Linked DNA regions of Homo sapiens: all the other regions are linked to region 4. A link is a loop called in an ENCODE intact Hi-C map of the cell type or tissue named here. Cell type or tissue: PC-3. All regions are shown on one strand. Each heading gives the region's core, and the rest is flanking DNA. Links, peaks and the distances in the headings are about the cores only. Region 1 overlaps TIPARP (TCDD inducible poly(ADP-ribose) polymerase). Region 2 overlaps LEKR1 (leucine, glutamate and lysine rich 1). Region 3 overlaps TIPARP (TCDD inducible poly(ADP-ribose) polymerase). Region 4 overlaps LINC00886 (long intergenic non-protein coding RNA 886).

What was found. Hi-C counts contacts between places; a loop is a spot of excess contacts. Peaks named below come from ENCODE experiments on the same cell type or tissue, not always from the same donor. Only the 100,000 strongest peaks of a DNase experiment are listed, where the experiment ranks them.
Region 1: a loop joins it to region 4, with 6 times the contacts of the local background. A loop is called at or near these places in 2 of 110 quality-filtered maps.
Region 2: it touches region 4 in a loop (8-fold over the local background); 2 of 110 quality-filtered maps call a loop at or near these places.
Region 3: a loop joins it to region 4, with 2.3 times the contacts of the local background. A loop is called at or near these places in 2 of 110 quality-filtered maps.

Annotation. Positions count from the first base shown.
Region 1 is chr3:156,689,911-156,697,875 of GRCh38, reverse strand. It overlaps TIPARP (TCDD inducible poly(ADP-ribose) polymerase), which reads right to left. Exons shown (of 6, transcript NM_015508.5): 3 at 3,688-3,856; 4 at 1,851-2,011. Among named protein-coding and RNA genes, the nearest start is that of TIPARP-AS1, 18 kb to the right of the region's middle. In PC-3, for the core only: no CTCF peak of the experiment used is centred there; DNase peaks (open chromatin) are centred at 3,155 and 4,525; H3K4me3 peaks cover 1,409 bases; H3K27ac peaks cover 3,667 bases.
Region 2 is chr3:156,859,066-156,867,030 of GRCh38, reverse strand. The region is part of intron 3 of LEKR1 (leucine, glutamate and lysine rich 1); the gene reads right to left. Among named protein-coding and RNA genes, the nearest start is that of LEKR1, 37 kb to the right of the region's middle. In PC-3, for the core only: no CTCF peak of the experiment used is centred there; a DNase peak (open chromatin) is centred at 4,490; H3K27ac peaks cover 1,678 bases.
Region 3 is chr3:156,705,035-156,712,731 of GRCh38, reverse strand. TIPARP (TCDD inducible poly(ADP-ribose) polymerase) reads right to left here. Exons shown (of 6, transcript NM_015508.5): 6 at 5,962-7,697. The coding sequence ends at 7,601. It also overlaps the pseudogene METTL15P1. Among named protein-coding and RNA genes, the nearest start is that of TIPARP-AS1, 33 kb to the right of the region's middle. In PC-3, for the core only: no CTCF peak of the experiment used is centred there; no DNase peak of the experiment used is centred there; H3K27ac peaks cover 1,035 bases.
Region 4 is chr3:156,781,253-156,789,217 of GRCh38, reverse strand. All of the region lies in intron 1 of LINC00886 (long intergenic non-protein coding RNA 886), which reads left to right. Among named protein-coding and RNA genes, the nearest start is that of LINC00886, 32 kb to the left of the region's middle. RefSeq lists an enhancer at 794-863. In PC-3, for the core only: no CTCF peak of the experiment used is centred there; DNase peaks (open chromatin) are centred at 4,887 and 6,687; H3K4me3 peaks cover 602 bases; H3K27ac peaks cover 3,852 bases.

The sequences.
Region 1 (7,965 bases), core at 1,715-6,714, 91 kb after region 4:
CCCACTAAGCTTAATCATTTCTGGCTTTTGACTTAGAGATGTGTAACTCTTCCTTTCACTTGAACACTCTGCCGTCTTATGTGGGTGCTGTTCTTGGCACCCCAAAACAAATGTAACATAAAGATCACCGGTCAGATCACCATAACAGATACAATAATAATGAAACACCTGAAATATCCGAAGAATACCCGAAATATGATTCAGAGACACAAAATGAGCGCATGCTGTTGAAAATACAGCACTAATAGATTTGGCTTGACCTAGTGCTGCCACAGACCTTCAATTTGTAAAAAACACAATTATCTGTGAAGTACAATAAAGCAAAGCACCATAAAACAAGATATGCCTGTATAATGAAGGCATATTTGTGGCATTAATTGTATTGCTGCTTATATTATCTTTATAGTTCATACTTTTACAAAACAAGCCTAAGCTTCAAAAAAAAAAAAAAAAGAGGGCATATTCCATAATTACTTATCATGAGATAAAAACAGACGCATTTTCACCATTCACCGAAACTTTCCAACAATGCAGAACTTGCATTCTTACCCTCACACAGAAGTTCTATCTTGCTTGATTGGCTCAGCATGCCAAGCTGCTGGTCTCACTAATGGGTTCTACTATCTCACCAGGAGGACAATATATTCCTAACTACTGGACACTGACACTATCTCCAGCTGTGCTAGTAAAATCACAGAAATGGCATTTTTACTAGTTCTAATTTTTTAAGAAACCCTACAAGGTAAAATTTTTCTAACGGGCACTTAGAAGAAAGAACACACTTAACCCAATCCAATATATATTTCTAAGATTAATCTTACTACAAATTTCTTTTGGATACTGATCATTTCAGGGATTTTTATTTGTATTTTGTTTTTACTGTTCCCCTTCCAAACATGGGATTAGAATCACTAAGATTTTCTCATAACAACTTAGGGAAAACAGTTTGAGCTAAAATAAAAACAGTAGGAATATAAAAATGGTATCTTTTCCTCAAAGATCAGCACAAAAAAACCAACCATTACGCTAGACTTCTAAAGTTCATAAAACCAAGTAAACCTATACCATTTTCAAAATCAGTCTCTAAAAATAGCATATCTGACTGGAGTAGATAATGATTTCCCTAGAGATACTAATTTTCAAAGGTGGCCATGTGAATGGTAATGTGCCCCACCTTTTGGTATCTATAAAGATGTGCCACTGGGTTGTCTGGAGACCAAAGGAAGAAACAACTCTTGGCAAAATGGAAGAAAAGCTCACCTACAATTCAGAAGAGTGAGTTCAGTCCTAACCTTACATTAAGAAACTGTATTCTTAGTAAGTATGACAAGTAATTTTAGTGAGTATCACAAGAAGAGGTGGCTTACCTAGCAAATGAGAATGTAAATTATTTGAAAAGGTGAACTTTCCCCATTCAAATTCCCTCAAGTAAAAGGAAAACAAGAAATCACCTTGTAGGACTCTCCTCACTTGCCCCGGCAGTTTGGCTAAGTTGTCCTGTAACATAGAAGGGTCTCATCTTGAAAGTAGTTTCATGGAAGGAAAAAATCTTCCATGAAGGAGGTAAATGCAAGTTCTGTGACTCATTCCAGACACAATTATATTTAGTTGTGGAAAAATGTTAACTCTAAAAAATCCAATAAGTTACTCATTCTTCTAGTGTAACTGGATTTATTGTAGCTTATTTACACTCAATTTGTTGAGGAATTAAAATCCAAAGACTAATTTGGAATTTCACATTCTAGGAGTACTAACCAAGGTAGACTCTTATTTATTTTTTATCTCTAGTATTCAGGAATGCATTTACATAAAATGAGAGTAAATATTGCAACTTCATACTCGACACTTACTGTAAATATGGAAGCAGTATAAAACAGGAGCGGAAGAGGGGTCTCCTTTTTATCTCTCTCCTGAAGAATGAATTGTGGAGGATGTAGTGGTTATTCCACATCATAAATCGAACCTCTTTCAGACCCCGAGAGTTGGCTTCTTCAATCAATCGAATGACAGACTATGGAGGAGAAAACAGAACAAAAAAAAAAAAAAAAAGGAAAGTTAATAATCATGGTTAAAAATGAAAATTAACCAAAGGCAAAAGTTAACCTCACAGGAATTTCAATAAAGTACAGTGAGTCTAAATAACTCCCTTTATATGCTAAGATTTTTTTTCCCTTCCAAGTATGTAGGGTGGAAAGATGCTCCCTGTTCATAAGGCATGGATTTCCACCTTACAAAACATGTGGGGCCCAGGGAACTATTTTATTCTATTTTGAGCCTTAATAATATCATAGAGAGTTTTCGTTCATATTTCTTAAGGGAGTTTTCAAAAGAGGAATTAAAGATAGTGATGTTGGCCAGTATCAGTGGCTCACGCCTGTGAGCCACTCCCCACGCTTTGGGAGGCAGAGAAAGGAGGATTGTTTGAGGCCAGGAGTTCGAGACTAGACTGGGCAACATCGCAAGATCCTGTCTCCACAAAAAATAAAAAATAAAAATTAGTTGAGTATGGTGGCATGCACCTGTAGTCCCAGCTATTTGGGAGGCTGAGGCAGGAGCACTGCTTGAGCCCAGGAGTTCAAGATTATAGTGAGCTATGATTGTGCCACTGTACTCCAGCCTGGGCAACAGAGCAAGACCTCTCTCTCAAAATAAATAAATAAATAAATAAATAAAATTTGAAAAGGTGGTGGTATATAAAGTTCAAGCTCTAAACCCAAAAAACTTCTCAGAGGAAAAACACAGGAACAGTCTGAGTATTCTGAGAGTACATTTTAAACAGCCTTGTATTCTATTTGGAAGGTAGATAACTAGTGATTACCAAGTATTCTGAGAGTACATTTTAAACAGCCTTGTATTCTCTTTGGAAGGTAGATACTAGTGATTACTTAAACTTACTTAGTTTAATATTGTGTTTAACAATAATTAACATACTAGGTTTTTTTCTTTTGCTATTGTCTTTAAAAATAAAAGTAAGGTAGATAAGTTGTTCCCCCCTTTTGTAATGCTGGAAATGAACTTAAATTGAAAAAGTCAGATCTTTGGAATGTGAAATTAATCTCTAAAGTCCATTTGAGGTTGTTTAAATGACTCAGAATTGTCATTCAGAAGCAAAGTAAACCATCATCATTTTAAAACCTTGCTTTGAGACTGAAGGGCTATTATCACTGTCTCAGACTAAGGATGCAAGTGCACATAGGAGAAAATTGTAAATAACTGATTTCCCTGACCACAGCTCAATAAACATTTTCAAGTACTTCTTCCAGAGACATGAGTGATTGTTTCCATTGGGCTTCTAAAATGCTAAGTGTAACACTTGATCCAATCTCCATAAGCCCAAGAGCCAGATATAATCAAAAGTTATACCAATTCTCATGTCGTGAAAATTACTCCACAGGCGGCAACAGGTCAAAATATTTCATCTCTATAATGCAAGATTCTGTGGAAAGCATTTTATTTATCTGATAATAGTGGTATGCTATCTTTGGATTTCAAATTAATGGAAAGAAATAAATTTTAAGAAAAAGAGAAAAGTTTTCTTGTATCAATGAGACTCAATTTTATATTCATAAGCTGTTTGATTATATGCATAGTTCTGCCTAGTCATTGTTGTAAAGAAAGAATAAAAGAATACAGGAAGAAAAAAATAAATTTGAAAAATGTACTTGTCAACAAAGAATCTGTAAATACCTCGGGATACTCTCTCCATCCAAAGTGGTCCCTACAGAAGAATTTCCAGACTGTGTGGTAAATAGAGTTGACATTGCTAGAGGGTGGTGTGGACAGCCTTCGTAGTTGGTCAAATTCAGTTGTTTCATACACGTTCATGGCATTCAAATCTGCCCAAAATTCTTGTCCTCTAAAAAAAAACAAAAACAAAAAAAACCCAAAAACCTGTTAATAAATTTGTAAAACAGAAATATCTAAAAATATCATTGGACATTAAAAATACATAGCATAGCCTGTTGTAGAATTTTCAAAACTTGCTTTACTTGGAGTAAAAGCATATTTATTGCCGGTTGTTTCCACAGCATCCATTTCCTACATGCCCTTTCTAATCAAGACCAAAATTTCTAGGCCATGGAATTATAGTAAGATTGATTTAACCCCACAGCACCACTGGCCTAACCCAATCAAAATAAGCCCACCCTCCACTCTACAGTGGGCTGGCCTCAGCCAATCAGGGAGTCAGTTTTACTATGATGCTATATGTAGAAACTAAACATAGACAGAAAATTTCTCTTCAAGCTTGACCTTTTTTTCAGAGGCCATCAGTTTACTTGAGCCAATACAGGAATACACAGTATTGCCTGATCAAAGACAGAATAAAAGAAGGGAAAAATAAAATGAATCCGGATAAAGCCAGTATTAATCCACCCAACATCAATATTATCTTTTATCCTGTGGGTTGAAAAATGTTGGCAAAACATGAAGAAAAAAAAAGTTTGGATTATTATGAGGTTTAGCTTTGAGAATATTTTGGTCATCTTATTATCTGGTCGACTGCTGCTGAATCATTCCTTTACAAATGTCTCCATACTGTTGGAGGGAAGTCCCACTATATGAATCAGACTCATTTAATAATTTATAAAAGGTAGTCCAATAAAAACATTTGTGTTTCCTCTTTTATGGAACTTCACCTAGAGTTTGAAACATTTGAACCATTATTTCAAATAACTGGCATAATGGTCATTATACTCTTCTCTCTTTTCTTTTTTGTGTATGTTTGAAAGTTACTATAAGAAAATATAAAAAATTAAATATATGATAACAGCACAGATATTGTAGCATAGTGTACCACAGATTTCTAAATGGATGTCTACAACACAGGAAATACTCTAGATCTACAGGCATTCAGAAAGACTGGTACATGTGAAGTCTAGGTGTTGAGACAGATTTTCCCAATAATTAACTTATTTCCTTGCTGTAAATTAGGATTTTGAAAAGGATATTAAATTTGATCTGTGGTTGCACCACTGCACTCCAGCCTAGGCAAAAAGAGTGAAACTGTCTAAAAAAAAAAATTTGATCTACGGGTTTTGCTAGCTAGCACATTTTCCAAAATCTGCTCTTAGAATACTTGTTTCAAAAACTATTAACAGGTATTCTGTGCACAAAAGATTCTGCAGACAAATATTTGAAAAACAGATTATACAAATATTTGCCATCCTCTATCCCAATGTTCACAATTTATGAATCAGGTTCTACACTGAAAAAACAACCATATAACCAACTGATGAAGCCAAAAAGTATGGAACTTACAAAAAAGCAGTATACTCCTTTAAAATTCCTAAAGATCTTGCCAATAAACCCCAAACTTCTTGCTTAGTAAGAGTACTAACTAGTTGGATATGGTCTCAAAAACAACATATAATATTAATTAAGTATGAAATAAGATAATATAATGTAGTTTAAAATAATATTTGGCCACTGTTTTAAAATGATTTATGGTAAGTAGGAATATTTAATTCAAATAGAAAAATGTTTCTGGGAAATCCTAAAAAGTGAAACAAACACGACAAAACAAAAAAACAAAAAAAGTCCTGTAAACTGGAACTCCTATGCCTAAATTAAACTTCATATCAAGTTGCCTTAAGCAATTTTCATTAACTTTAGGAGAATCTGATGTTATGATTGGGAAGTGAGATAAAAAACTTTCTCCCTGTTAAGATTGTTTCAAGTTTCTAAACATATTTTTCCCCCTTTAAGCTTATCGCCCAGCAACTGTTCCCAATTATGAGTCACAAATCCTCAGTATTTCCTTTAAGGAGTTCTTAGAACAGCAGTCATTATGTTAACATGCATTATAATATAAACAGCCAATGCTTTTTGCTGTTTAGTGTCAGATTTTATTCTGGACATCACTCTAGCAATTTCTGTTTAAGCCTGTATTACTGAGACTTCATAGATAATGATTTGCATGAGAAAGACATCTACAACTGCAGCTTTTGCTACATTCTCTGTGCATGTCAGTCCTTTGGGCATTATGAAGTTTCTACGACAAATCCTAATTTACTACAATCAACTGTTCTTTGGATTGATGTATCAAAGTACTGTTTTAGCTCTATTTGATTTTCAATATGCTTTTTCTAAACTTGACAGAGACAAAAATCATAAATTTGAAAAACATTAAATTATCTTTTTGTAAGATTAATTTTACCACCTGCTCTCCCTTAAACAGGGAATGCTTTAAAAATCTAAAGCCAAGAGGTTTTTTTCTCCACAATCTGCATCAGCATAAATGTGTGCAATATGGGTGCCAAATGTTCAACAGCCACCACATTCTTCTTTATCAAACTATTGCTTCCTATTATCAGAAAGCAATTATGAGTCATCTATGTATGATAATCGTGATGGTGGGCTCTACTGGGCAATACACGAAGAATTAAACAGATGTAGTCCCTGTCTTCCAGGGGCGTTAAGAAAGGAATAACTAACAAAATGTAAGCCAAAGAAGCAGTACATCTGCCTATCTAAATTCACCAGTGGCAAGTACATTCAGGAAATAAGAGACAAAGAATAAACATGCAGCAATATGGGAGAGGAGGTGGTTATTGGCATCCAGTAATGGATAAAGGTCAGGAAAATTAAGAGGTTTTACTTTATCAATCCAAGATAGCTTTCTGCAAGAAGAAGAATCTTAGAAGCAGTTTAAATAACAGGAAATATCACTGTAAGTAAAGAGCTGTAAGAACAAGGAAAAAGAGGTCTCCAAGCACTTTGCTTCTTGAAAGACGGGTGGAGACAGGATTGGTACTAGTTGGAAAAGGAGACCTTCTAAACAGGGGTATCTGAGAGATGAGGAAATGGGAACCTGTAAATTCCTATAAGGGGGTAAAACAAGCAATGTGAGAGACTTCAGGCAACAAACTGTGGACGTTTAAGTCCAGGGTGTCAGAGCCTTAAGATATAAGGTTAGGAATTTACAGTATTGAGCAGATGAAGTTAGAGTCAAAGCAGTAAATACAGGATGTTGGAAACTGAGCAAGAGAGACAGTGCTAGAGATTGGGGGTGTCTCTGTAAAAGCAAGGTGCAATAATCCTTGTGGATGAAAACCCCATCTGGTCTAAAGGCATCTCTACTGAGGGACAGCCAAAAAAGAGTATGGGTAATAGCCACTGTACAGTAGGATTTATATCTTGCTATTTGTATCAGATGGCTAAATCCATCAGTATTGTTTTATCTAAGATACAGCCCTATCATGAACCAGAAGAAAACAAAACCTTGTGAACAGACTGCTGATTTTTGCTATTAAGGGAAGAATGAACTTGAACCGCTGAAATATTAACAATTCTGTTTTTCCACATCTCACCACCACACATCCCACTATAAGAATCCATATACAACACTAATTTAAAATGCTGAAAAGGACGCCCATTCTCATAATTTAGATGCTTTATAACAATGGTTCTCCTCTTATTCAACAAATATCTGCACATACCAATTAAGCCAACATTTTCCGACATACATTACCAATGCATAGAGCACCAACACCCACATTAAGTCAGAAAGTATGCCGCACATATTTCTTTAATAAGTATACTAATATCTTAGTATTTAAGATCCTGAAAAGAAAGTAAAAAGGACCTATGACATGAATAATAAACAGTTGGAATGCAAACCAAAACTAAAAAAGAAAAAGATGCTAAATGAAACAGAAAATAGTAAGAACACGACTTCTTTCTCAGATAAATAGCTCTTGGGTTTATACATTTGGGAGCTCAGTAAAGAGTGTAACCATTTTAGGCAGTTTCTCTGTTTATAAAGTGTTTGTAACCAAGAAGAAAATGAGACCAAAAAAAAAGCAAAGTAATTTAAAGTAGACACATTAATTTGGTACTGGGCTCTGCTTTGGCCATAAGAAAATGAAAAAGGCAAAATGACACAGAGCACCAATCTAGTGGGAAAAGGAAACCTTGCAGCATAGTGTGAAGTGTGGCACAAAGGTGGTCAGAAGCAGATGGCTT
Region 2 (7,965 bases), core at 1,648-6,647, 78 kb before region 4:
AGAGGCTTCTCTCTTAGGAGATTTCATTTTTAGAATCCAAATGAAACCTGTAACTCAGAGCCCTTCTTAAGGAAATATCCTTTTCAAACCTCAATCAACATCATCATCAAGAAACACTTGTTGGGCATTTACTATATGAAGGACAGTATGCAGGGTGCATAGAGTTGGGTGTGGGGAAGGGGAATACAAAAAATATAAAATACGGTCTCTCTTTTCCAGTAGTTTATAATCTACTGGTTGCTGTCCATCCATCCATCTACCTACTCACCCATCTATCCATCCACCCATCCACCTACCCATCCATCCAGCCAGCCAGCCATCCAGCCATCTGCCCACTGATTTACAATCATAAAACATCATATCAATAGGTACCAAATAAGTTATGTAAGCACTACATGCACCTATCAGGGATTGCATTTGGCTACATATAACAGAAACCAGACTATAGTATATTAACGATATAGTGGTTAATTATTTTCACATAGTAAGAGGTCTGGAGAGAGGCATTTCAGGGTGGGGACAAGGACACCAAGATATCATCAACGACTAAGAATTCTTCTGTCTTTCTTAAAATGTCATGCTCATCCTCACAGTAATCTCACCATTGCAAGAAGACCAATCTGCCTCCAGCCTGTCCTCTGCATTTTGGGGAGGAAGAGGAAAAAGGAAGAAACAAAGGAAAGAGGTGGTGCAAAATTTCCCAGAACCCCCCAGCAGATTTTCACTCACATCTCATTGAACAGAACCTTCACAGAAAGTCATCCTTAATTTCAAGGTAGGTTTAGAAAGTAAGTGTCTGGCCTTTCCAGCATCTAGAGAGAAAGTTAAGCTCTTCTGCCTACAAATATCAGACAAAGGAGAATTCCTCAAACATAGCAAGCATACGTTTTTCATATCTGCTCATAAATGAATTAATTCAACAAATATTTTGAGAGCATTACTATGTGCCAGACACTGTTAGGTGATAGAAATAGATAAAGCAAAGAATCAGACTGGTTTTCATGGAACTTAGCCAGGAATGCAAACATTAAACAAATAATTGTATTTAAGGAGCATTATAAAAGGGAAAACAAAGGATGTTCATGGGAACCCCATTAGAGGTCAGCAAATGTCTTCCTGATGATCTGGCATCTCAGCTAAACCCTGAAAAAAGAGGTATATAATCTCTTAGCAGAAAGAGGTAGCAAAAAGAAGTAGATAATCTCTTAGAAAACAGGAAAAAACGTGTAAGGTGACTGAAAGAGAGTGAGGCTCGAGGGATAACCAAGGGTGAGAGGTCACCCAGACTCTCAGACCATAGAGAAGATTTTGAGCCTTATTCTAAAGAAAACATGAACCTATGACAGATACAATGATCAAATATGCATTCTGACACAACCACCAGGTTGCAGAATAAAGAATGAATTGAAAATGGGCAATGATAGAGGGAGATGATAGAGGGATGACTGTAGATGTGCAAACAAAGAATGGACTAGCATCGTGGTTGAATGAATTGATAAACATATGGACAGATTCAAGAAATATTTAAGAGGAAGGTGATATGGGAAGAATCAAAGATAATGCTCAGGATGGATGATAATCATAATTACATTATATAAGCCATTCATATGTTTTATTAAATCTATATAAGATACAAATCTCACACACCCCCATTTAATACTCAGAGTAACTCCATGACAAAGGTAGTATTAGTATTCCCGTTTTACAGACTAGAAAACTGAGGCAAAGGGCATTTAAGTAATTTGCCCAAGTCCAAGCTACTAATAACTGGTGCAGCCAGGATTCAAATCCAGGCAATCTGATTCAAAACCCAGCCTCAACACTACCTTAATGCTGCAGAGTGATGATGGGGGTAACATATGCTAAAGTTAGGAACACAAGAGTAGCAGGTAGAACACAAGTAGAAAGAGGATAAACAGTTCACTTGGGGACACATTAAAGCTTGTGATACAGCCAGGTGAAGATGTTAAAAAGAGAGCTGAAGAGATTAGTCTGGGGCTCACAAGAAATGTTAGAAGTGCAAGTGGTGATTCAGAAGCCTACCTCAAGAGAGGGTAACTAAAGCTTCAGGGCTGAATAAAAGCAACTGGAAACTGAAGAGAGAATGTAGAATAAAAATGGAAGAGAGCTGTGGACAGGTCCCTGGAAGTCTCCAGTATTTACATAGCAGGAGGAAGTGGAGAGGCCAAAAAAGGACAATAAAAAGCAATAGGTATCATGAAAGGCCACATAAAAAATGAGAATATGATATGAAATAAGAGTGTTTTAGATAAAAGGGGTAAAATACTGTGTCAAATGCTATTAAGAAGTCAAGAAAGACAAATAACTAGCATACTTTTTGGATTTAGTAACATGGAAATAAATGATGATCTGAATTAGAACTTTTTTTGAAATGTTGATGAATGAAACCAAATTACAGTGAACTGAGGGATATATGCATGTGAGAAAATGAAAGCAGTAAGTCCAGGTAATTTATTCAGTAAGAATGGCAAGAAAAGGGGGAGCTAAGAAAGTATCTGGAAGATGCCTCAGTTTAAGTGAAGATTTCATTTGTTTATTTGGAGTCCTGAGGAAATACTGTTGGAAAAGAAGGAGTTTGTAGAGAAAGAAAAGATGAAAATACCATAAAACGAGGAAATAATAGGCACTGCCAGATTCCTGGCAGCCAGGGTACTTGTATGAAGAGTGTGGTTAACTGGAGTCATCCACATTAGGAGTTTTTCCAGCTGATACGATGGAAGGATAATGTAAATGGGACTTGAAGATACTGTCAAAGGATGACTGACATAACAAACATGGCATCTAAGCTGGATAAGAAAGAAAGTGACAACAGAAAAAGAAAGAGAGAAGGTAGAGGCATCAGCAGACTTCAGGACGCAATGAAACTGATCAAGTTGGACAATGAGAAGTACACAAAGAATGGGATGTCTAAATTAGTGACTTCAAATGTGGAGCCACTTTAGTTGATTAAAATAATTTTCCATCTCACTACATCTTCACTTTAGTTTAAAATGTGGCAAATAACACATGAAGATTTCTTGCTGAGTTCTTCACAATGTTTCTAGGGATAGCTTCCCTAACAGTTCTGTCAACTCAACCAACCCTGGTTGAGTTGCTAACACTGGATGGCTTTTTGTACAACTGGGTTTCTTCAGTCCAAGAAGACAAGGCTCAAGATTTGGTGTGCCTTGTCCTTTTAAAATAGGTGCCTCCAATGACAGTCTCTTCACTCTACCATAACTTACCATAGCTGTATTTGTTTGGTTTCTTCAACTAACCTGAATAGTGATATCATATAAAAGAGAAAGATAAAGAATTTGATCAGCTGTGTGAGCATCATTATTTAATCTCTTTGTGTTTGCTTAGCCATCTGTAAAATGGATATAAGAGTTGTGGATCATACTTTAGTCAATGAGTTAATTCATTTTTCTCCAATTTGAAAGCTGTTCCCAGTTATAAATATGTAAATAATATGTAAAGAATCTGAGAAAAATTCAAATTGTCCACTTTTGTGAAGGTGCATTAATTCAAACCTGCAACAAATAAAAATTAACCTGTTCTTAAGCTAAAATAACATGATCTGACTTGTTTGTTCAGGCGTTATGGTAAGTGAGGCAGTAAGGAGATGGGTGGAGGGATGAGGGTCAAGAGAAAAGCTAACTGAAAGACAAGCCAGAGGTGCATTCTTTAAAATAATTTTGCTGCCTCCTTGATGAAGAGCAGCATGGAGTCCAGCATTAGACGGGGTGGCCACCTATTGCCTATTAGGACTGGCTTCAGATACACAGATAGTAGAAGTTCTCACCAGAGCCTAATTACTCTACTGAATTATCTCGCTTAGACTTCCTGGGGATTTCTTCCAATGTTAAAGTCAGCCTTGCTTAAATAAGCAAACAAAAAACCCACCTCCCCAACCCCTGCCTTATTCCTACTCCTACAAAAAGGCTATGAGTATGAAAATCCCTGGAGCTCAGGTAAAAGGATTTGCTGGAAAGCCAAACTTAACTTTTGACCCTTGAGGTCGACATATTCAAATTCTTGTTTTTTGTCCAACGTCTCCCTCCCTTTTCCCTCCTATGTTGATAATTTTATTATGCCCTTTTAAATCACTGCATATCCTTTCTGCAAAGAAAGGGGATATAATAAATAAAAGTAATAATTAAGTTCTACAGTTATGCTTTCCATAAAATCTCTACTCCACTGAGTGGAACTCCACCGGCTGCGAACTTAACCAAAGCTGGGCTAGACTTTGGTTAAAACACCAATTAAATTGGAATTAATTGTGGGAGAGCTGAGATTAGGATATTTCCTAGACTCAAGAACTTCCTTTGTGAAATTAGTCAATATTTAGATATCCAAGTTAGGTATGAAAGTGACAATGTTTATAGGGAGAAACAGTATGCTACTAACCTTAGTTAACAAACATAGAAAAAGGAAAAAGGAAGGTGAGGGAAGTGAAAGGTAACTGAATTCCTACCAAGCAATGAGTAATGTGTGTATCATCCCTGTGAAGCAGCTCTTTCTCCGTCCATTTTACAGATGATGAAACCAAAGCACAGAAAGATTAAGGGGCAAAGTCATAGGATTAGGTATTAGCAGAGCCTGTACTCTATACCACATCATACACTGCCTCCCTTCGAATTCATTCTTATAATTCCCACTATGTTTATGCCAATAAAAATTATTTTATTTGTTATAATAATAAGTAACTAATTTTAAGCAAGGGAAATTCAAAGTGGAAAGGTGAATAGAAAAAATAATAAGTGGCTGGGCCTGAAACTGCTGATTAAAAAGCTTTGGGAGAAAAAGAATGCCTTAAAAAGACAAAGCAGAAAAAAAATGTACCTTATTTTGGTAACCATGTTGCTACAGCAACATCATAATTATACACGAAGGGCTTTCAAAGTTATGCTGGTAATAAAAGATATACACATATACATAGGTCTATCAATATTGTTAAATAAGTATCAATCTCTTTAACCTTGCCAGTTTTAGTAACAAGGAAACCCAGGTAAACATTATTTATACTGATAGTAAAAACCCCTGTCAACTTCTATTTACTGTTTGCACATGTTCATGGAGAGAAGAAATAAAAGAAAATAGTATGTTCTATACCTAAGGACTTTGGTCTGGAGCACAATCTAGTGTTGGTGTGGGAGAAAAATGAAAAGATAATAAAAAGATTAGCTGATCTTAGATCTACATGTTATAAATAAGCTTGTTTAGGTTCCTCAAAGTTCAAGTAATGCATAGCACAAACATCAATGTAATAAATTCATACTTACACATCTAGACAAAAAAAGTGATATGAACTTCTAGATTTAAAATTATTTTTTAATGGCCCTGTGTCTACTGGAGCCATTTTTCAATGGCCTGAAAATGAATGTTTTTCCACAATGGTACTCAACGTTTTTTCCCTGCCTTTCCCATGTTCCTATGCCCAAGCAGACTTCCATCAGTAACAGTCCTCATTTTACTGTAGGAATTCTTACCACACCCCAAAATGGGCAAATCAGAATCTCAAGAGAGATGTGAGGGATTGAAAAGGCCCCAGAGATTGAAAATAGTTCCCTAGGAAGTAGGCCCCATCCCATAAGAACTACAGTTCTGCATCAGTTCTTTGTTCTATCAAATCTTGATTATTCAAAATTAAGTTGTCCCAATCATTTTTAGCATAAATGCCCTTTACACTACTTCCATAAACACCAAAAAGTGCTGCAAAAGTACAAAAAGCAGAAGCCTGGATGAGACATGTATAAAAGATAAGACCTTTTATAAAGGGAGTTGTTGATGTATTTATTTTCTCAAGATACTATTTTTCTTCCTCTCAGTGAATGAAATTAAGCATACACATTATACTCTGGAGAAAAATCTAATGGCCCAGTGAGGCAGGCCCTGATAGTGTCTGTTTCCTTTTCTTCCTTACAACAGTACCTGATATTGTTTCAGGAAGCAACAAGCCAACACCCTGCAGCCAATGCCTCAGACTCCTCTGCAGTCATGACCAATAGCACATAAGGTGAAACTTTCTGAAAAAGTTTTTGATCTCCTAATATAAGCATTTCCCCTGACTGCTTCCCCCTTCATATTCCTGCCTAGAAATTAAACATGATATCTGGTGATACAGAAGCCATGATGAAATCATAAGACCAGTATAAGGCTAAAAGCCTACTTACTGAGCAAGACAGAATGAGAGATAGAAAGGGATTGAGTTCCTGGTGACATCACTAAGCTGCCCATACCCTTTCTTCTTCCTTCAAGAAATAAACCTTTGTCCATTTAAGCCACTTACTATAGATTGTATTCCTAACTGATCCAGCCAGTCTAGGTTGGAGGTAGGTAGGTTTAGCAAGGAAGGAAAATGACTAACAAAAGCTGCCTTGTTTGCCCCATCACCCTCTACTCCAGCCAGGTACACTTATTTCCTCCAATTCTCTCCATTTGTAAATTCAGACACACTCTCTGCATTAATTTGGTCTCAAACTGTAGACTCAGTCTGGATCTCTGGACCTTTGGTACCTACCTTAGGTAGCCCTATCCTTGGGCTGACTGCTCTAAACTGACTTATCTGGCTCACCTAACATGAGATAATTGCCAACCGAACTCTTAAGTGCTGTCCCTCATAAACAAGCCTACATTACTGTGGATTAACTCTCCACATGACAGTCTCAATTTGGCATAAGCGGAGGAGAAACTGAAGAGGAAATGTTTAACAGCCACTTAGAGATGCATTTTATTGTGTAACTACTGACTTCTGTAATCTACTGATATTTGTGAGAATTTAACCAATTACCTTCTTTAGAAATATTCTAAGTTACTCAAAATAATATTTAATTTGACTAAAAAACCAACCCAAGATTTCCACCAAGATGGAGTAGTCCCATTGTTCCCAGATCCTCCTTACAACTGAAACACCCCGAACATAACATAAGCAGCATAGAAAGACTCTGAAAAGTGGAAAGAAGGCAGATGGCCTAGGGACCTTCGGACTTGATAAATACCAAGGCAATAAAATCCATGAGTTTTCTTATTGACTCTCATATATCCCAGACAAGGTGCTGTCGAAGTCTCCAACCCAGAACCACCAACAGCCATAGACAAAAAAGAGCTCCAAGAAAAATTTAATCCACCTAGCTGAGTAGGGGAAGGGTGACTGAATGACAGAAAGTATTCTTGGCAGTACTTGCCGTACTCCAGCCAAACACCAACAGTATAGATCAGTGGTTGCTAAGTGTTAACGGGGAAGGAGGATGCATAAGTAGAACACAGAGTATTTTTAGGGTAGTGAAACTGTTCTGTATGAATGAAACTATTCTGTATTAATGAAACTATTCTGTATTCTGCAATGGTGGATAATGTCTTTATACATTTGTCAAACCCCTTAGAATGTATAATACCAAGAGTAAAACGTAATGTAAACTATATATTTGGGATGATGATGATGTGTCAATGTAGCTTTATCAACTATAACAAATGTATCATTGTGGTGTGAAGAGGAGGCTGTGTGAGTGTGGGGACTGTGTTATATGAAAACTTTCTGATCCACTCAATTTTGCTGTGAACTTAAAACTGCTCTAAAAAATAAAGTTTATTAATTTGTTAAAAAGTCAGTATAAAACGTTGTGAAGTGTAAAGATACAAACTATAATTTTTTTAATCCAGTGTTAGAAAAATTTAAGGTCAAGAAGGATATTCTATATCAGCAAAACATATAAAATCTAAAAAGATGGTTTTATATACCCCCATGAACTTAATTTTGACATAGACAGAAACTGATAAATCCATATTCATTTTGAAGGACTTCAATATTCCCTTATCATTTTTCAAGTGAAACTGACAAAACTAAGTACAAATATATGTAATTTGAATACTGCAATTAACCAGTGTAATTTAATGGATCTATTACAAAGTTATATCCATTAAAAGGAGACTATGTACACTTTTGAGTAACTACAGAATATTTCC
Region 3 (7,697 bases), core at 2,698-7,697, 77 kb after region 4:
ACAGAAAAAAGATTCTCCATTATAGTTACAAATTTTAAGTTGGTGAATCCAAGTGAATGAAATATCAGCATAACTATGTGGGCAAAATAGATAGAATTAAATGCATGAATTTTTCTCAGACTTATTTTATCTGCCTCTGTAATATTTAACTTTAGTACCCAGGCTTGTTCACTACTTCTGCTTTACAGGCTTTATTTAAATCTGAACAATCCCACAGGGAAATCAGAATTAGGAAAAAAATCTGGAGAACAATATGGTTGAAATAGAAACAAGAGAACGCACCTAGGTTAATTCCCTGAATCCTACTTGAACAATGTATAAATTTCTCTTTGCATATAATACATATTTGTGAATGAGACATATTCCCAAAAAATTCTTATCTCTGTATGTGATTGGAAAAGAAAAGATCACATTTGTATATTCAACAATCTTTCACCTATTTCATAAGTCATTTTTTCATCCTGTATAGTATGGGAATTATTTTTTATGTTAAATAGAAACTGAATGTACTGGGTTGAATGGTGTCCTCTCCAAAATTCATGTACTTCCTGGAGCCTCAGAATGTGACCTTATTTGGAAATACTGTGGTTGTGGTTGTAAGTAGCTAAGATGAGGTCATACTGGAGCAGGGCAGGCCCTTAATCCAATATGACTGGTGTTCCTTATAAGAGAAGATAGGGCGGGCATGGTGGCTCACGCCTGTAATCCCAGCACTGTGGGAGGCCAAGCCAGGCAAATCGCTTGAGGCTCAGGAGTTCAAGACCAGCCTGGCCAACATGGCGAAAACCCATCTCTACTAAAAATAAAATTAGCCAGGCGTGGTGCTTGTAATGTCAGCTACCCAGGAGTCTGAGGCACAAGAATCACTCGAACCCGGGAGGTGGAGGTTGCGAGATCACACCACTGCACTCCAGTGTGAGCAACAGAACGAGACTCTGTCTCAAAAAAAAAAAAAAAAAAAAAAAAGGAAGAAAGAGAAGATAGAGACACAGGGGAGAATGCCACATGAAGCTGGAGGCAGAGATTGGAGTGATACATTGTGGGAACCCTCAGAAGATAGGAAAAAAGCATGGAATAGATTCTCCCTCAGAGTTCCAGTAGTTGCCAACCCTGCTAACATGGTTTTGCACATCTAGCATCCAGAACAGTGAGAACGTATTTCTGCTGTTTTAAGGTACCCAGTTCATGGTAATTTGTTACAGCAATCCTAGGAAGCTAATACTCTGACAGAAAAAAATCTTGGATAATATGCATGAGAAAAATCCTTCAATAAACACAAAATTGGTTTCAAAATGTTTTCATGTAAAAATAAATTAACTTTTCTGTAATAAAAAAAAAAGAAAGCTACTTTATATCCTGGAGAAAGGAATTTCCTGGGCTCTGAGCTAGTTAATAAGTAATTTCTAACTAGCTTGGTTCTCTTCCCCACATAAGAAGAACACTTAAAGGACGCTTGAATCTGCAAAGTAAATTTACTATTAGACAATCTCAATGCTAAGATTTTCCATCCTACATCTTTTTCACTAACCAATTTCCATTCTCCCCCATCTTCCACAAGAGATCTGTTTTACTGGGCTATCTGACTAACTGTAGTGCTTGCCATTATTCAGTATTTAACTGCTCCTTTGAAGAAACCTTACTTTAAATGGGTTTATCTTTAGCATGTAGATATACCACTTTCGGAAAGCCACTGGTAGTCTACTCTTGGAATTTCACACAAATTTTAACACTTTCAACAGGCTTTTGAATTTTTCACATTTGTAGAGCTCGTTTTAATTATTAATTTATATTGGAACAGTTCTCTGATGATTCTCCAATATCATTACTATTATTTTTACTATTTGTATTAGTTTTCTATTGCAGCTATTACAAATTACAACTTAGCAACTTTAAACAACACAAATTTATACTTACAGTTCTGGAGGTCAGAGTCCCAAAATCAAGGTGTTGGCAGAGCTGCATTCATTCTGGAAGCTCTGGGGGAGAAGGTGTTTTCTTATGTTTTGTAGCTCCTAAAGGCCATCTGCATTCATTGGCTCATGGTCTCAGCCTCCATCTTCAAAGCCAGCAGTGCAGAGCATCTTTCCATCTCTGACTTGTCTCCTTATAAGGACCCTTGTGATTACACTAGGCCCACTAGAAGATAACCTATCTCAGGAGTCGGGATTCCTAATCAATAGTGCTTTTTTTGCCATATAAGGTTACATATTGACAGGTTCTTGGGATTAGGACTTGGACACTTTTGTGGGCCATTATTCAGCCTACCACAGTACTTACTATTCCTTCTGCTGCTACTACTGCTATTCTTACTACCACTCATTAAAATTTGATTGTATATCAAGAGCCAGGCACTCTTCTGCTTTACATTCTTTATCTCAGCCAACAAGCCACATATTCAAATTGTGCAAATAACTTTCTTGGGCAGGCTTGTAACTAAGCCATTGCTTTCTGATAAGTAAATGACACTAATTTATCACAAAATTGAATTCCCCTAACAATGACCCACAAAATCTGCATTCCCACTCCTGTCTAGCACTGACTTGTATGTGCCTATGTTATTAATAATTATAAATAAGACTGCAAACTTGTAGCTTAGAAAAATATAGTCATAAATCTATAGTAATGGATATAAACTGGCATTTAGAAATCCAGCTACATTTATGAGTGGTTGGAACTAATGCTTATAGATACTGGATTCAATTAGCTTAGACCACTGAGACTAATGCTAATTAGATTCATGATTGCTACTTCTATAGGGAATAGTTAATTACACCCAGTTTAGAAACTATGACTTAAACCCTTATCCAAAATACTATAAAATGCATGACCTTCAAGTGAGACCTTTGACAAAAAAAGTGTAGGTTAATGCCCCAAATCTATCACTGCTGTTCAAAAAACAATTTATAAACTGATGGTTGCACAAGAATTTCTTATTCTTATTGACGAGTACTATATTATCATGTAGTTGTGTAGCACCTGTTGAGTGTACTCTTGCCACTCAAATCTGTTAAATAAGATCCTTAATATACTGTGATACACTTTGAAGAGCAGCGTGATGTATCTAACATGAGGCCCACCAAATGGACAATTCGGCACCTAAGACTTGCTAAGCATTAGAAGGGTTAGAGGCTCTTGAACTGGGTTGAACCTATTAGCTATCTGATTTAAGGCTATTTTAAGATTGGATATAATTAAGGACATGCACCTAGTTAAAAAAGGAAATTATTTAAACATGAATATAGAAATAGTCTAGCCCAGTGGTTCTAGCCTGTTAACTATGAACACCAGCAGCATATTGGAATTATCATAAGGAACCATTAATCCATTTAAGCATCATATATGTCTATAGACTAAGTATATCACACATATCAAATGTAGATATATATATTTGTGACGAGTAATCCAAGTTTGATTAAAAAAAAATCATTGAATTCCTGGTAGCTTTTGGTCATTCTGCATTTTAGAAATCATTAGGTAATTAAGAATTACTATGATAATCGATGAAATTGACATATTTAAAATGGCTGGGCACTGCTCCTCTAGCTTGAAGAATTTGGCAAGTGTTCATGAAACACTTCTACCACACAAACACTTCCATTCACGTAAGATTAAAGCTTCAAAAGAGCTGCCATCTGACAGTTCTATGCAGGAGTTGTCTTCCAAAAGATACGTGAAGAAATGAGTTAAGCAATAAAATAAGACCAACTAATTAATGCTGATGAAATCTTTCAATAGCATCTTTTTCTTTCTATAATGATGGCTTACAAGTAAGATTAGAAAGTTAAAGAAGGTAAAAAGCACTGTTTAATTTCTTTAACTTGGCCATAATAAGAGTACTTAAATCAACAAACTAGATGGGACTGTTTTTAAAACTATCTTTTAATGGAAAATGTATCTGGCTTTTAATTTGTAAGTACATGCTATAAGTTGTTTGTATAGCACTTTACAAAAAATTTTTGCATTGTAGTGTTTTAAAGTTAGATAGTCTCATCATTTATAGTCATTTAAAAAAGTCAAAGATGAGAAAGATGAGAAAACTAACCATGTGGTAAGGTTAAGTGATTTGTTCAAGGCTGTATAGTTTAGTTACAATAGAAGAGCTTAAGTTATTTTTTTAAAACCGCATGGTAATAGCAACAACATACGTGGTATGGATTAGATTCCAGAAAAGTACTATGTAGGATTTTCTAAAATGTGTTTTGACTGTTAGATTCAAACTAAGGAAATCTAGAAACATCTTGCAGTAATCTTACTTTCCTTAAATGAAGGAGGAAAAAACCTCTCTTTAAACTGACAGTATGGTATTGGATTCCTATTTAGTCATTTTCAGACCTTATATAATAAAATTTCTTTACAAGTATATCAGGCCCTAGTGACTTTTTATAACCAACTAATTGTTTACTAAAACAAACAGGTTTGTAACAAGGTGCAGAGATGGGTATTAGATTCATAATACCAAGGATCCAATATTTATAAACTTTGGACACATACAAAATCTTCCTGTCTATAGGATTGTATGACTGGAATCTCAGGGAGTTTGTAGACTCTCTTTTCCTGGAAATCTTAACCATAGTTTAAGAGCAAGTTCCAGCTTCTTGAAATGGTGTAAATTACAGCTGTGCTGGTAGAAGTTACTGAATGCCTTTTAGTATGTTTTAAATCCATAGAACCATTACAAAATTTAGACTGACTTGGTAGTTATTACTTAGTTAAAACAACATACGATGCTATTACAGGGATATAAAAATCATTACACTGGGGCTAAAAGCACTGTTAGAAATGCTTATGTATACTAATCAGATGACTTTGCTAGCTGGCTGAAATCTAAGGGGCTTTGAGAGCTGATGAGACTTCTACAATTCCATTCCCCCACTTTTTTTTTCTTGAGACAGTTTCACTCTGTTGCCCAGGCTGGAAGTCAGTGGCACAATCTCGGCTCACTGTACCTCTGCATCCTGGGCTTAAGCCTCAGCCCCCTGAGTAGCTGGGACCACAGGCACACATAACCGCACCCGGCTAATTTCTCTATTTTTGTAGAGACGGGGTTTCGCCATGCTGCCTAGGCTGGTCTCAAACTCCTGAGCTCAAGCAATCCGCCTGCCTTAGCCTCCGAAAGTGATGGGATTATAGGCATGAACCACCATGCCTGGCCATACAAATCCTTTTTATATTTCCTTCACACCCAGTGAAAGGGACAACCTGCTTATGTTTTTCTCTGCAGCTGTCTGCTGATACAGATTGAGTTTCCCTTATGGGAAACACCTGGGACTAGAAGTGTTTCGGATTTCAGGTTTTTAAGTATTTGTGTATTTCCCAGTTGAACATTCCTAATCTGAAAATCCAGAATCTGGTATGTTCCAATGAGCATTTTCTTTCAGTATCATGTTGATGCTCAAAAAGTTTTGGAGGCCAGGTGCAGTGGCTCACACCTGTAATCCCAGCACTCTGGGAGGCCAAGGTGGGAAGATCACCTGAGGTCAGGAGTTTGAGACCAGCCTGGCCAACACGATGAAACCCTGTCTGTATTAAAAGTAATAATTAAAAAAAAATCAGCCGGGCATAGAGGCGGTTGCCTTAATCCCAGCTACTCAGGAGGCTGAGGCAGGAGAATCGCCTGAACCTGGGAGGTGGAGGTTGCAGTGAGCCAAGATCGCACCACTGCACTCCAGCCTGGCGACAAAGCAAGACTCCGCCTCAAAAAAAAAAAAAAAAAAAACTTTTCCATTTCCTCCAAGTATTACCTGCAAAATAAAATATTGATTCTTCTCTTGTAAATGATAATGGGCTGCTAGATAATGTACTTTCTGTAGATTCACACTGCAGAAAAGTTTAAGCAGCAAGTTCTGGTTAGGTCTGTTCATTCAGTCACTCAATCATACATTTAACCAACCAATCAACATTTACAGATCACCAACTATGTATTAATCCAGTGATCTTAAATGGAACCAAAACAACAACAAATTTTAAAGAATTACCATAAGTTTTATTTTTGCTTAGTTTTATTAAAAAAATAAATATGTCATAAAGCTTTCTTTTTCCTTAGGGAGAAAAAAAGGAACAAGTCTCATAAAACCAAATAAGCAATGGTAAGGTGTCTTAACTTGAAAAAGATTAGGAGTCACTGGTTTACAAGTTATAATTGAATGAAAGAACTGTAACAGCCACAGTTGGCCATTTCATGCCAATGGCAGCAAACAACAGGATTAACTAGGGCAAAATAAATAAGTGTGTGGAAGCCCTGATAAGTGCTTAATAAACAGACTGATTCACTGAGACATCAGTACAGATACATCTTGCTTAAACAACACAGAAGTTCCTGAAAAGTTTTGTGTAAATGATATAACCACAAACATTACCAGGAGAGCTTGGTAACTGAAAGAATTCCATGGCGAATTCTTTTGTGAACAACTACTTTCACTTTTGTAAATCCAGGTATTTGCTTTTTATAAGGAGTTTACCTAGTTGCTACCTCTCTGAACTGAGGAAACAGCATATTCACCAAACGTTGTGCTCCAGCTGGACCACTGGCACAATTTCCAAGTTTGTGTTTCTATTAAGTAAGTAGTGTAAGTAAGGTACAGAGTCAGCCAGGGAACCCAGCTGTATCTGACAAAGCAGGTGTAGGAGTGGGACTGCCATCTACCAATAATTCCAGCAAATACTTTTGCTAATATACTTTGTGCAAAACACAGTAATAACCTTATCAATTTGGCTATAGATGTACTTCCTTTTTCTAAAACTTTCAGTCACAAGCTAGGTCTGGAACCCGAAAAGGAAGTAATACTTCTAACCCTCAAGACTGCCTTTAACCAAATTAGCTGCCCAACTCCTTCAAATTGGAATGGATGATAATGAAAGAGACTGAGTTTTCCAAAGCTGAAGTTTAACAACACAAAAATCACATTTCATATCACTAATTAGTGAAAAGTTTTGCTGGTGACAAAAATTTTTCAAATGGTTGTTTTTTGTTGTTGTTTTAACTTCCTCTAAATAGAACTCTGAATTCTGGGGCAAACTCTGCAGAAGTTAAAGTCACTGATGTTCTCTGGTTGGCTGATACATTTTAGTACTGCTGATAGAAATAAAAATTTCTTTCTACCCACCAGAATTTCATGAACTTATACTATACCAAAGCAGTGATGCTTTGGACAGGGAATACGCATGGTAGTACTAGTTCCAGTAAGTTTTATCAAACGTAAATAAATAAATAGAATCCTCACATTGCTCACAGCCTCCATTCCATTTGGTCAAACTTCTACCAGGCCCAAGCCACATTTAAATTAGGCTGTTCAGTTTTTTAATTTAATGCTCCTAATAACATTGCTGTCTATATGTACAAGTGTGAATGAAAAGAGTGTGTAATCTGTAGTCTTTTCCACACTGAGTACACTAGCAATTAGTAAATAATTAAAGAGTAAGTGGTCATTTTAAAACTTGTATTTTTTTTTTAAAAAAAGCATTTTCTAGCACTTTAAAAAATGGGTCTGAAAAGTGCCCTATTAATGTCCAATGCTGTTCCCCACCCAGTCCCACCCATTCAAAACCTGCTACAAATGCTGGATTGAGTTCATATCAAATAATTTAGCAGTACCAAGATTTTTCAAATGGAAACAGTGTTACTGACTTCTTCATATTGGATAACAAAATAAGGGTAACTCTGGTCATCATTAAAAATGACAAAAATCTGAGGCTCAAAG
Region 4 (7,965 bases), core at 1,778-6,777:
ATACTTTGCATCCTTCGATCCAATCAAGTTGACAGTCAGTATTAACCATCATAGAAAGCAAGACAAGAACTTCTTAGATATGCTAATCATTTTTATCTATTTACTAAGTCTGGGCCCGAACTGCCAGCACTTGTTAGTCATTTTCTGGTTACTGTATGTCCTTGAAACTAATAAAACTGCATTTCCTTTGAATGCAGTTGGTCCAGATCGTAACTTTTCCCATATGTATTTATTTTTGGGGTTTGGATCATTTTCATCTTCCATTGATTTTCAAACTATTGCAAATTACACAGTTTACATGTTAAAGAGATCAAGTTGTATAGTAGAAGAAATCTTTCTGCAAGCTATGTGACATTAACCTTGCTGAGCTTTAGTAACCTTGCTCATTTGTAAAATGGAGATAATAATAGTACCTATTTCCTAGGAATGTAGAGGAGATGAATAGAGATAAGGCAAGCATTCTGCTAGTAAACAAGGTCCACATTATCACCATCATTCCCAATATGTTTTGAAGATTCTATGTAATTAACTATGCATTTTCTAATTTATACTGAATTATTCTCATTTTGCAGATGAAGACACAGGTTCAGAGAATTAGGAAGCTTGCTCAAGATCATACATGTTGAAGAACCAGCCTCCTCAGCTGCTTCTGATTGTAAACTAGCTGTGATCAGGGCACCACTCTGTTACAAAAGCAGTCTTAGAAATTAACCAGCACAAAGATCATCCATGACTAGTGAGTGCAGTTCTGAGACTGGTTTTCATATATGCCTGTAGGATCAGTCTCACTATTTTGAGGTTGTACCCTGGGCAGGGAACATGAGTCATTGCCTACCCATCCACTCCTCCACACTCTGACTGTCTCTGTTATGAATTAAGTCCTAAGAATTCTTATCTCATTACTCCCCATGGGGTTTCAGCAGCAGTCATCTCTGACTTGTATTTTCACCCTGCTAGTTAATTGCTTTCTTAGACTTTTCTATTCTGCTGTTCGATGGTAGCTCAGCAAGTGACTTTTCATCATTATAGAATAGGAAAAAATTGTTTGGGTTGTGGATTGGTTTACAGATGCTGCACTTTCCAATTCCTACCACACCATGACCCTGTAACCTGCTGGGAAGATGTAGCCCTAAGTGCAAAAGAAGCTCCCCACAAAATGTTATTTTCCTAGGTCCTTTTCCCAACCACATGGAGCAGATAAATGGAAGGAGAGGCATGTTGGTGGTGGTGATGATGGTGGTACAATTTTCCCTCAGTATCCACAGGGAATTGGTTCTAGGAAGCACCTCCCCAACACCAAAATCTGCGATGCTCAAGTCCCTTATGTAAAATAATATAGTGTTTGCATATAATCGACCCATATACTCCCATATACTTTAAATCATCTCTAGTTTACTTATAATGCCTAATACAATGTAAGTGCTATGTAAGTAGTTGTTATACTGTATTTTTTTACTTGTATTGTTGCATTGTTATTTTTTATTTTTCAAATATTTTCCATCAGTGGTTGGTTGAAACCATGGATGTGGCACTTGTGGATATGGAAGACCGCCTATAATAGTAACAATTATGGTAGTAGTAATGCTGGTGATGGTGTTGGTAACAGTGGTGGTGAGTAACGGTGTTGGAGAAATTTTTTCCACTCACGTGGAACCTCGCACCAGTCTACTCTCTGATAATTTGGATGTATCTCATAAATGGTATCTCAGTTTTCTTCAAGTTGTATATAGGTCTTCATATTTTTTTTTCTTTTAAAGTTTAAAACATCTACCATTCGGTCTAAAATAAATGCTTTTAATTTAAGGCCAGGGAATTCCACACCCTGACCAAGCTTAACTCACAGATCCTGTAAGTGCTTTCTGAGGCCCAACAAAGTGGGTTTCAAGATAACACAACTGCCCTGCCTGGTAGCAGAAGGTGTTTTAAGTGTGCCATGTGTCTGGCCTCAGAAGAGGCAAGCCACAGCACAGAGCAGGATAAGCCTTTGTGGGGCCTCAGAAAGCACTTACAGGATCTGTGAGTTAAGCTTGGTCAGGGTGTGGAACAGAATTTCCTGGGCTCTTTTAAGGTATGGTCTGGTCTTGCAGTCTATACTCTCAGGCTCTCTGTAGCCTCCTTCCTTTATCAGTGAAATGGAGGAATGCAACTCTGGACCTCTACTTCTCCTTTCTCTCCTAAGGGGCCAGAGACTGCCTAAACCCCACACAATAAAACTCACAGATCCCTCTGGGAGGCTGAGGCAGGTGGATCACCTGAGGTGAGGAGTTTGAGACCAGCCTGACCACCATGGTGAAACCCCATCTCTACTAAAAAATACAAAAATTAGCCGGGCATGGTGGCAGGCGCCTGTAATCCCAGCTACTCGGGAGGCTGAGGCAGGAGAATTGCTTGAACCCAGGAGGCGGAGGTTGCAGTGAGCTGAGATCACGCCGTTGCACTCCAGCAACGGGCGACAGAGCAAGACTCCATCTCAAAAAATAAATAAATAAATAAATAAACACCTCACAGATCCTTTGCTCGAGGTGTGGTTAAAAGAACAAAATTATTATAATTACTAGGCGAAACTTTAGTCACTCTGCATCACATCTTCCCCTACATGTGCACCCATGTGCGTGTCTGTTTCCAAGAAAAGGTGACTGTGGAAATAGGAAAAGACTTCTGCTGAAATGCTGAATGTTATACTGTTTTCTTGGGCCCATCTTAATAATCATCTACAAAGCTGCAATTTTGGCAATATGAGCTGGCGGCCTGACCTAACATCATTGTACTTTGGATCACTGAAGTGTCTCCTCACATGCCAAAACCTGCTGCACTTTCTTCCTACTTCGTTGCGGCCTTCATCAACCTTGTCCACCTCTTTCAGTCACCTGAGTCTCTACGTGCACTGTTCAGTATGGCAGCCATGAGCCAATGTGGCCACCAAGTATGAAGAAGGGAGCCTTCTGAATTGAATGTAAAATGTACACTGGCTTTCCAAGACTTAGCATGAAAAAAAAAATGTGGAATAACTCAATAATCTTTGATATTGCTTGCAGGTTGAAATGATAATATTTTGGATATAGTGATTTAAATAAAATATATTATTAAAATTAATTTTACCTGTTTCTTTTTACTTTTTAAAGTGTGACTACTAGAAAGTTTAAAATTGCAAATGTGGCTTGCATTTGGAACTCACATTATATTTCTATTCCGTACTGCTAGTCTAAATAGTTTGCAGTCCTTTGCACTGTTGTGATCTGTTTAAGGAAAATCATCCTTGGACAATACTGTCTAAAAGTTTTTAATTTTTTAATATAAATATCAAATAGTTTTAAGTGGCATATCAGCTAGATTCTGAATTTTAAATCTTCTTTTTTTAAAAAAAGAATGAATGTATGTGTCCAAAACAAAGGCAGTAGCACTGGAAATTCAAATCTGTTAAATCATAGCATAGATAATGGGACAAGCTACAGCAGTACTGGGACACATAATAAAAGCAATGGTTCTTAACCTATTTTAGTGTCACAGACCCATATTATTTATTGAACAAATATTTATCATGTGCCTACTGTCTTCAAGACTGTGATAGGCTCTGTAAATATAGCTGATAAACCTGATACAAGTTTTAGATCCTCTCCCCAGAAAAATGCATATACACATATACTTACAGATTTGCACCGAATTTTAGGCTCTTGAGAATATTCTGAGGCCCATTTAGGAATTCTAGATTGACAATTTCTAAATTTGAGAAAAGAGCTTGGGCTTTATGGCCAGACAGATCTAGACTTGAATGCAGCTCCACTAGCTACCAGAGTGACCTTAGACTGTTACTTATGTTCTTTAAGTCCCAATTTCCTCATCTATAAGATGAGGGGATATGGAACAAATTGTGAGGTATTTTAAGGATTAGCATTAACATATAGAAAGATATTTCTTGTTCAGACTAGGTGCTTAATAGATCATAACTATTCTCATCTTTATGTCAGGAGGTAGCTCAAAAGGGAAGTTAGAGGACAGATTCTTTATATCTGAATTTTCGGAGTCAAGGTTTTAAATTCTATAGTAACCCTAGAGATTAGTTGTTGAACAAAAATAGGTTTTGATTCTTCAACCACATCATGACCTTTTAAATAAGATGTCCAAAACTGGTATGTGAGTGGTCTGGGGTAAGAGCACATCTGCCCATGCCTTAAGAGATATTATGTGGCATGTACATATGTTTTTCTGTGGTTTGAAAACAAATTTGTGTCTGCAAATCTTAAAGATAGGTTCTGTTTTGGAAGGGATTTTGTTTCTTTGCTTGCTTTATAAAGGCTGTCCTGGTACGTATACATTTCTTTTCTGTTTTTGTTTTTTTGAGACGGAGTCTCGCTCTGTCGCCCAGGCTGGAGTAGAGTGGCGCGATCTCGGCTCACTGCAAGCTCCGCCTCTCGGGTTCACGCCATTTTCCTGCCTCAGCCTCCGAAGTAGCTGAGATTACAGGTTCCCGCCACCACGCCCGGCTAATTTTTTGTATTTTTAGTAGAGGTGGGGTTTCACCGAGTTAGCTAGGATGGTCTCAATCTCCCGACCGGGTGATCCGCCCGCCTCGGCCTCCTGAAGTGCTGGGATTACAGGCGTGAGCCACCGCGCCCGGCCACGTATACATTTCTTATTGGCAATTTCCAGCAGGAATATGGCAAACTTTAGGATAAAAGTAGCCTTAAATGAATAAGAACTTGGGCTAAGAAGCCAAAAGCCATGCTATTCCTATACTGCTTGTTCTTCCAGTGCCAAACTCTGGAATAATCCATCCTCCAAATCATTAAGTTAAAGGTAGAGTGACTCACCAACTCTCAGGAGGTGAGGGTAAACCAGACTTGTCATAATTTTATAGGCTCCTCTTTCCACTCACGAAAACAAGTTATGTGTGGCATTTACGTACATCCGTGTTGCTGGGCATTTTCCAAATGCCTCTTGGAGAACATTAAACAGGAAATTGATGCCACAGGGCAAATATTCATTCTTCCCATCCTCTCACAAAAACAAGTACAGATTTGCTGTGGCTAGACTGACTTCCTGCATTGTGCTGTTACTTATTCAATGTTACACTAGAAGAAAAAAAAAAGTACATTCTCCATTTCAATTTAGAGCATGTTGAAAATGGCCAAAATGTATAAACAAAAAAGCTTCCCTCCTGAGAGCACAGAAGTATAGATTTCTATGCTTTATAAAATCACAAAATCCAAAGGTTAATGATTGCTTTTCATGCGTATTGATGAAAGTCAATTTCTGTTACAGTAGACACACCAAATTTGGTTTAAACAATATGTGCTCTAGTTTTCAAATGACAAAGTCTGTAAGCATTTGGACACTGCAGCTTTACATATAAGGATGGCATCTTCTTCTAACCTGTAATAGTGGTCTTTGTTAGTGGCACCTCCTCAGTATCCATTTCTCCCCATTCACTTTATCAGCCCATAAACTGTTTTGCGATCCATGGGGTTTTAGGACAACTGAATCCACCTTCAGCCCCAGAATGGCTAATGTGCCTTAGGTTAAACTCTCCAATATATTATCTCCTCTAGCTAGAGATTTGTTCCAAGGGAATGTGTAACCTAAGTTCATCCAATCAAAGTAAATCTAGAGGTTTTTGCTGGGAAGAAGTTATGCTTTCTTTCCTGATAGACAAGAGCACTGAATCAATTGGCAGTTATCTTAGGATCATGATGAGTAGCAGCATTAAAATAAAGTAATTACTATGAAGAACAGAACAGAGAAACAATTGGAAGAAACCAGGCCCTAGATGCCATCATTTTGCTGCTGGATCAAGCTTTACCTGAAAATGTATCACTGGACCATTTAGTAATATAAACCATTAACTTTCCAATATTACTTAAAACCAGCTTGATTCAGGTTTTCTGTAATTTGCAACTAAAGCTTTGTAACTACTATACCTATCTGTTGGAAGAGATTTAGAAAAGAAAGGATGAGAAAAGGATGAGGGGAAAAAAATGTCTCAAGTGCCTTTAATGCCAGTGCTCTTTTCTATCAGGAAAGAAAGCATAACTTTTCCTCAGCAAAAACCTCTAGATTTACTTTGATTTGATGAGTAACCACCATAGTCATGTGAGGTGGGAGAAAAGTGAATCCATGTACTTCTTCCTGGGTCTAGGAGAGGTAGGAAGCCTTAGCAGCAGGGAGGGCCTACTCTCAACTAAGGTCACTCTTATATCCCTGCTCCTTCCAGGCTGAACTGCAACACATGCAGTTTGCAATTACTGAAATCATTTGACCACCATTTCTCTCAGATGGTTTCTACCACCTCCCTCTGAAGAATGATATATTGTTATCTCCCATTTTATAAATGAAGAAACTGAAGCCCAGAAATCCTAAGTTTCATATATATTAAACAGCAGTAGAGGATAAAGCTCAGATCTTCTTATTTCAAAACCTAGAATCTTTGTCATATAACACATATCATCCTTGTTACCCTTTTTGTATTGTATGTGGTAATTGGGGTCATCTAGAATGAGGCCTGGAAGAATTTCACATCCCTACCGTTTCCTTCCCTCTTCCTTCACTAGGAGTAACCAGAATGTATATTGTTCCACACAAGAATTAGGTCATCCTAATTTCTTTCAGCAGTGCTCCATGCTCCAAAAGTACCACCTTCCAACACTCCATGACCTGACACCATCAAGAGTCATATTTCCTCAGTCCGTAGGATAAAAATCTGCTAGAAATGCGTTTGCTGAATGAATGCACACTAAGATATGAAATATGATAAGTTTTACGTGTTACTCCTGTCTCTGAACATAAATACTTTATAAGTGAGCACTTAGATAGCCAGTGCCTTCCATTGAAGGAGTTAATATCGTGTCTATATTTTAGGCAGTATGGCAAGTTGGAGGCAAAAATATTTTGAGTTGAGGCCCTTCTTGGTAATGTTGCACTTAAACTATTTCTTCCTTCACTTACTCACAAAGCTTCACTTTTGCTCCAGCCCGCAAGTTTTCAGATAACTTTGGGTACACCTTGATCCAAATATAGAAATACTCTTTGCCAGCCTAACATGGACTCAGTCATTCCCAAAGTAATCACACACCCCTCAGCTTTATTCAGCAAACTTTACTGAAGGCTTACTGCATGCTGGCTCACTGTATGCGTGCTTACTCCCATGCAATATGCAGGCACTCCAACAGTTTAGGGTGTGGACTTGACAAAGATACCGTGTTACTTAGGCTCTTTTACTTGGCAAGGTACAGAGCATACTTAGGTTACTTGAGGAGACAGAAATTGTTAGAAAAACACATGGAAAACTATGGAGCTACAAGAAGACTCTTGTAGGTGGCCCGGTCTCACAGAGAACTAGAACATGGTATAATAATAGTTCTGAAGCTCTCACAGTATGACAAGAGCTCTGGTCATCTGGACATCACCTCAGGTTTGTTTATCTATCTAGTGACTGTACAATTACTGTGACTCAGCCATTCTCTTATCTTCCTTATTTTGCTTCCTTTTGTAACTTTTCTCCACTTCATGTCTTCTCCTACCTCATTGCTTCTGTTTTAAGCCTTTACACATCATGCCTCTGAGTTTCTGATGCTCTCTTCTGTCTGTGGCCCACCTTGTGTGACTCTACTCAAAAGCTCCAAGAAAGAGGATCTGTCCTAAGCATCTATTTAAGTTCTGAAATCAGTTTCCCCATAAGGATTCATAGGGCCTTAGGACCAGGCACCAACACCTAGTTTAACCAGAGGCATATTGATTGTCCTAAGTCTGACAACCGTTGACTTGGTCCCTGGGATGCTGTAGAGTACCCCTGGGAGATTTTCTTCTCTACTGATTTTAGCAATAGACCTCTCCCTGACCCAAAACAAAATGACCAGACTAGCCAGAACAGAATGACAGGTCACCATATATTTAGTGGTAATTTGGAGGAAAAAAACAGTATTAGAGGGTTAGGGTACTAAGCACTGAAAGCAACATGGGAAAAATAAGGAA